Regions from separate parts of the Homo sapiens genome. Here region 1 is linked to region 2. The links are chromatin loops, found by intact Hi-C in ENCODE. Cell type or tissue: mammary epithelial cell. All regions are shown on one strand.

The links. Peaks named below come from ENCODE experiments on the same cell type or tissue, not always from the same donor. Only the 100,000 strongest peaks of a DNase experiment are listed, where the experiment ranks them.
Region 1: it touches region 2 in a loop (2.6-fold over the local background); 3 of 110 quality-filtered maps call a loop at or near these places.

Annotation. Positions count from the first base shown.
Region 1 is chr17:29,147,643-29,150,142 of GRCh38, forward strand. All of the region lies in intron 2 of MYO18A (myosin XVIIIA), which reads right to left. The region is part of intron 1 of LOC124903967 (a long non-coding RNA gene); the gene reads left to right. Among named protein-coding and RNA genes, the nearest start is that of MYO18A, 32 kb to the right of the region's middle. RefSeq lists a silencer at 1,134-1,613 and enhancers at 1,994-2,183, 2,204-2,253. In mammary epithelial cell, a CTCF peak has its summit at 1,391 (motif pointing right); DNase peaks (open chromatin) are centred at 1,379 and 2,009; H3K4me3 peaks cover 768 bases; H3K27ac peaks cover 1,764 bases.
Region 2 is chr17:29,579,437-29,581,936 of GRCh38, forward strand. GIT1 (GIT ArfGAP 1) reads right to left here. Exons shown (of 20, transcript NM_014030.4): 5 at 2,491-2,500; 6 at 2,306-2,400; 7 at 1,902-1,944. It also overlaps a transcript of TP53I13 not described here. Among named protein-coding and RNA genes, the nearest start is that of GIT1, 9.0 kb to the right of the region's middle. In mammary epithelial cell, a CTCF peak has its summit at 1,051 (motif pointing right); a DNase peak (open chromatin) is centred at 1,095.

The DNA of each region.
Region 1 (2,500 bases), 430 kb before region 2:
TGTAATCCCAAAACTTTGGAAGGCAGAGGCAGGAGGATCACTTCAGACCAGGAGTTCAAGACCAGCCTGGGAAACACAGAGACCCGTCTACAAAAAATTTAAAAATTAGCCAGGCGTGGTGGCCTGCAACTGTAGTCTTAGCTACTTCAGAGGCTGAGGTGGGAGGATCAATCACTTGAGCCCAGGAGTTCAAGGTTACAGATTACAGTGAGCTACGACCATGCCACTGCACTCCAGCCTGGGTGACAAAAAAAAAAAAAAAAAAAGGAAGTCAAGGTAAAAGGTGATGCCAAATGAGAGATAAGAAGGGTCTGCCTAGGATTCTGGCAGTTGATGGGGAAGAGAGGGTGACTCAAGAGAAAAAATAAGCTGGACTTGGTGACTATTTGGGGAAGGATGGGAAATGGGCACAAGCGGGTCTGGGTGGAGATTGAGAAAAGTAAGGAAAGATACCAAGGTTTAAAGCTTGGGAAGATATATTTTGTTAAGATATATCTTAACAATGAGATATATATATCTTAACAAAATATATCTTAACAAAAGAATACTTCTCTGACCCCATTTGTCCCTCTAGTTCCCCTGTAAATCAAAACTCCTAAAAAAAAGTCTATAAGCACTGTTGCCATAAATGGGTACTAATTATATGATCCTTGTATTACAAATTTGCGGTGTGTAAAGTGTCAATAATAGAACTATATTTAGGGAGTTGGGGAGAGTCCTGTTTAAAGCACTCAGAGCTCAGGGCCAGGAGGGCCTGGAGCACTTGCTTTTGAAGTGGGAGGGCCCAGCCACTAGGGTGGCAGGTGCACTTCCAGGATGACCACTTCAGAGGTCCTCAGCACCAGCCCTAGGGCCAGTACTAGAGTCTACACCTGTCTCAAAGAAAATGCCAGCGCAGGAGTCCCTTCCCTTTCTTGGGAGGAATTATCCTTTATTCTTTTGTGTGTGTGTGTGTGTGTGTGTGTGTGTGTGTGTAAGTAACAAAATGTCACCTCGTATGAAACAGTAGTGTTAGGAGACAGCGATTGGTATTGAGGTGCCAAGATTTTTTATGAAATTCTACCAGTGCCGATAGCCAGTGGATTCTGAAGGGTTATAGGGCAGACTCCCTTTAAGAAGCCTAGGGATGGTCTCAGAGAGGAGAAGGAGGGCTGAGAGGAAACCTGGAGTGACCAACGGCGCATGCCCAGGGCCACCCCAGCCACTCAGCACCCTACGCACGGGTCAGGCTCTGTGAGGGCCGAGTCAGCCCCAGGCCCGGGGCGGCACTTCCCGGGTTGGCCCACCGGCCAGCCGGAGCCTGGGCGGGGCCAAGGGGGTGGGGCCAAGCCCAGCACATGCGCCTAGAGCCCTGGAAGCTCCGCCCTGCAGCGCCGCTGGCGCCCAGCAGAGGGTGGCAGCCCCCTTCTCATCTACCCTCCCGCTTTGCTGGGGCCGCTTTCACCTCCGCCAGGCCGGCCTCCAGGCCCCACCCCCAGGAGGCGTCCCCCAGGAGCTCCGGCCCGAGGGGGCTGCGGCGGCAAGATGGCCTCTCGCCGTCCCCAGGACGCGTAGGGCAAGAAGAGGCAGGGATGAGCTCGGTGCCCACTTTGTTTTTATCACCGCTCTATCCCCAGAACCTAAAACAGTTCCTACATATAGTAGGCATTCAGTAAATGCTTATTGATGGAATAAATGAATGAATACATGAATGCAAGGTCAAAAGACGCCAGGAAAGCCTGTTCTAGAGAGGGGCTTGTCTAGAGACAAGCAATCAGGAAGGTCAGTGGGTATGGGACGGCGAGCCACAGATCACTGCCCCAGAGGTGGTCGCCGAGGCTTGGGGCTCTGACACTCCCCCCAGCCCCTACACCCACCCAGTCCCTGCATTGGCACACCCATCAGTTTGCTCAGAGCCATGTGCCACCACACCTTTTCGGGCACAGAGCCCAAGTAGGGACGCCTGGGCTTGTCCTCTCTGCCAAGACCCTGAGTCAATCCCCAAAGACTAGGCAGGCATATGCGGCCGACTGCAGGGACCACCTGACTGGCCCGACAGCAGGCCTGCTGCTCTCTGAGGTCTCTCAGCTGCTGGGGATTTCCTCATGGCCCCCGGGGACTTCCAAATTGCCTCTGCTTTGCCAAGCTCCCCCAAGGCCCAAAGCCATGAGCCAGCCTTGAGGATCCTTTCCCAAAATCCTCCACAGCCCTGCCCCACATCTCATCAGGACTTGGGTCACTTCTGGGTCTCCTAAATGTACCACATGCACTATGTTCTCCTATCCACCCCCTCTGGTAGACAGGAGGGAATAAACATAATGAAGCATTGTTCTCTTTTTCATATAAATGACAACTCTTCTCCATTTCCACAGAAGAAAAAAAAGGAAGCCAGCTTAAGGGTCAGCCACAGCAATTTAAATAAAATATCAGTAAGGTCTTCCTGGGTGTGAGAGATGGAGGCCTGTGGTGCTTATTCTCAAAGTCAGAGAAGTTCTTCTAGACAAGCCTCAGGTTCCTCGTA
Region 2 (2,500 bases):
CAAACATACTTCATCAGAATACCCTAGGGACGGGCACAGTGGCTCACACCTGTAATCCTAGCACTTTGGGAGGCCAAGGTGGGAGGTTCGCTTGAGGCCAGGAGGTGGAGACCAGCCTGGGCAACACAGAGATACAAAAGCAATTTAAAAATTAGCTGAGCACGGTGGCATGTGCCTGTAGTCCCAGCTACTCAAGAGGCTATGGTAGGAGGATCGTTTGAGGCTGTGGTAAGCTATGATCAAGCCACCGCACTCCAGCCTGGGCAACAGAGCGAGACCCCAACTCTTAAAAAAAAAAAAAGGCTAAACATTTTGCATACATTCTTATCTAATCCTCTCCTCCCTGAAAAATAGATGCTGTCATCTCCATTTCCAGGAGAGATAACCAAGGCTCAGAGAGGTCAAGCAGCCTGCAAGTCACACAGCCAGTAAGCAGCAGAGATGACTTCACACTTCTGTGCCTGGAACTCTCCGCTCTCGGGATGGTCACTGCTCCTGCTGATGCTCTCGGGGCTGCTCATTCTCCAGCTCGTCTCTATCCCAGTCTTGCTTGTAGGGTTCCCTGCCTCCCATGCTGTGCTCCAGCCCGGGGGCTGCCTCCATTCCCATGCAGCATTTCTACCCTCCATGCCTCTGCCTCTCTTGCTGCACTCCCCCATGAGGACTAGAATCACCTGGCTAGGCTGCCTCCCCAGCTAGATTGTGAGCTCCTTAAGGGCAGGGATTGTGTCTCAGCTGCCTCTGTGCTCCCAGTGCCAAGAGCAGTAGCTGGCTCCGGGAAGGTGCTCAGTTAATGTGCTGTTGAATGGAGCCCATATTTGGGTGTATTTACCATACACATGCACGCATGCACACACAACCCAGGTAGAATCAGACCATAGAAGTAGGAGCCTTGGGGTCTGGAAGAGGTCTGGGTTTAGGATCTGAGTCGCCCAGGCCTGGTTATGCCCATCTGCCCACACAGGCCCTTGGGGAGGAGAGCACCTCCTCTCTCCAGATCCAGGCCAGCAGGCACAGCCTGGCATGAGGACATGGCCATCAGAGGTGGCCACCAGGTGGCACCAGCATCCATCTTATGTGCTGGGTGAGTGGCAGGGGGTGTCCCACACTGCCTCTCAGACGGAAGCAGAAACACCTCATTCAACCAGCCTCAGCGCACGTGCCTAATTCTGAGCACGCTAGAGGCCTAGCCAGCAGTCACAAAGTTAGTCACATCCCTGAAGCCCACCCATCTTTTCAGCGAAGAGCAGAGGCTTCTCTAAAGACAGTGGGGTCGGTGCCACTGGGACAGAACCCAGTGGCCCACCCTCCCAGCCGGAGGTAGCTTCTGTTTCTTTTTCTTTTTTTTTTTTTTGAGACGGAGTTTGGAGTTTTGCTCTTGTTGCTCAGGCTGGAGTGCAATGGCGTGCTCTCGGCTCACCGCAACCTCTACCTCCTGTGTTCAAGCGATTCTCCTGTCTCAGCCTCCCGAGTAGCTGAGATACAGGCATGCGCCACCACGCCTGGCTAATTTTGTATTTTTGGTAGAGACGGGGTTTCTCCATGTTGGCCAGGCTAGTCTTGAACTCCCGACCTCAGGTGATCCGCCCGCCTCGGCCTCCCAAAGTGCTGGGATTACAGGCGTGAGCCACCGCGCCCGGCCCACAGGTAGCTTCTCACACCCAAGCCCTCCATGTACTTGACAGTCACGGGGCTCAGGCTATGCGGGCCACATATGGAGCTGACATTTTTTACCTGCCTTGGGGCCCAGCATTAGGGACTGAGGACTAAGCTGTGCCTCTAGTCTCTGGGGGGAGGGAGCAGGGTCCTAGGCCTCTGAAACCTGGGCTGGGAGCTCTGGGGGTCAGCCACCCACATGGCATCCAACAGCCTCTGGAAAGGGGCATCAGGTGGGCACTCACCTGTCAGCCATCTGTGGGATGATGTAATGCCCATTCTTGTGATCTGAACAAAAATAAAAATGCCAAGTCACTCACTAGTGCTGGGTGGCCTCAGCAGCTGGGAGCCCACCTCACTGCCATGAGCAGGGCTGGCACCCAGAAGTGTCAGGGGAAAGTGGGGAGGGCAGGCCACCCCCAAGAATGCTGGGAGCTCGTGGGAGGATGCAGGATGCCCACCCCCACTCCCTAGCCCCAGCGATGCTATGGCCCAGAGCCTGCAGTAATTTCACAGGAGCCAGTTGCCTAGCAACATTGCTCCCCAGCCGCTCTGTCACCATGGCACCTGCTGCCGGGTGCGTCCAGGTCCCACCTGCCCAGCCCCAGCCAGGCCTGTCACAGCCAGGCGCCCCCCAAGCTCTGCTCACCCGGCTTGCGTCCACAGAGGTAGAAGGCCAGCCGGTCAGTGAGCTCATATTGGCACTCAACCAGCCTTTCCGCCAGCTCATGGTGCCCCGCCTGCCTGTGAGGAGGGGGTATGGCTCAGACCTGCAGCAGCAGCCCTCACCCACACCCCCACCCACCCACACTGCACCCTTCAGCCGACCCTCACCTGGCATAGT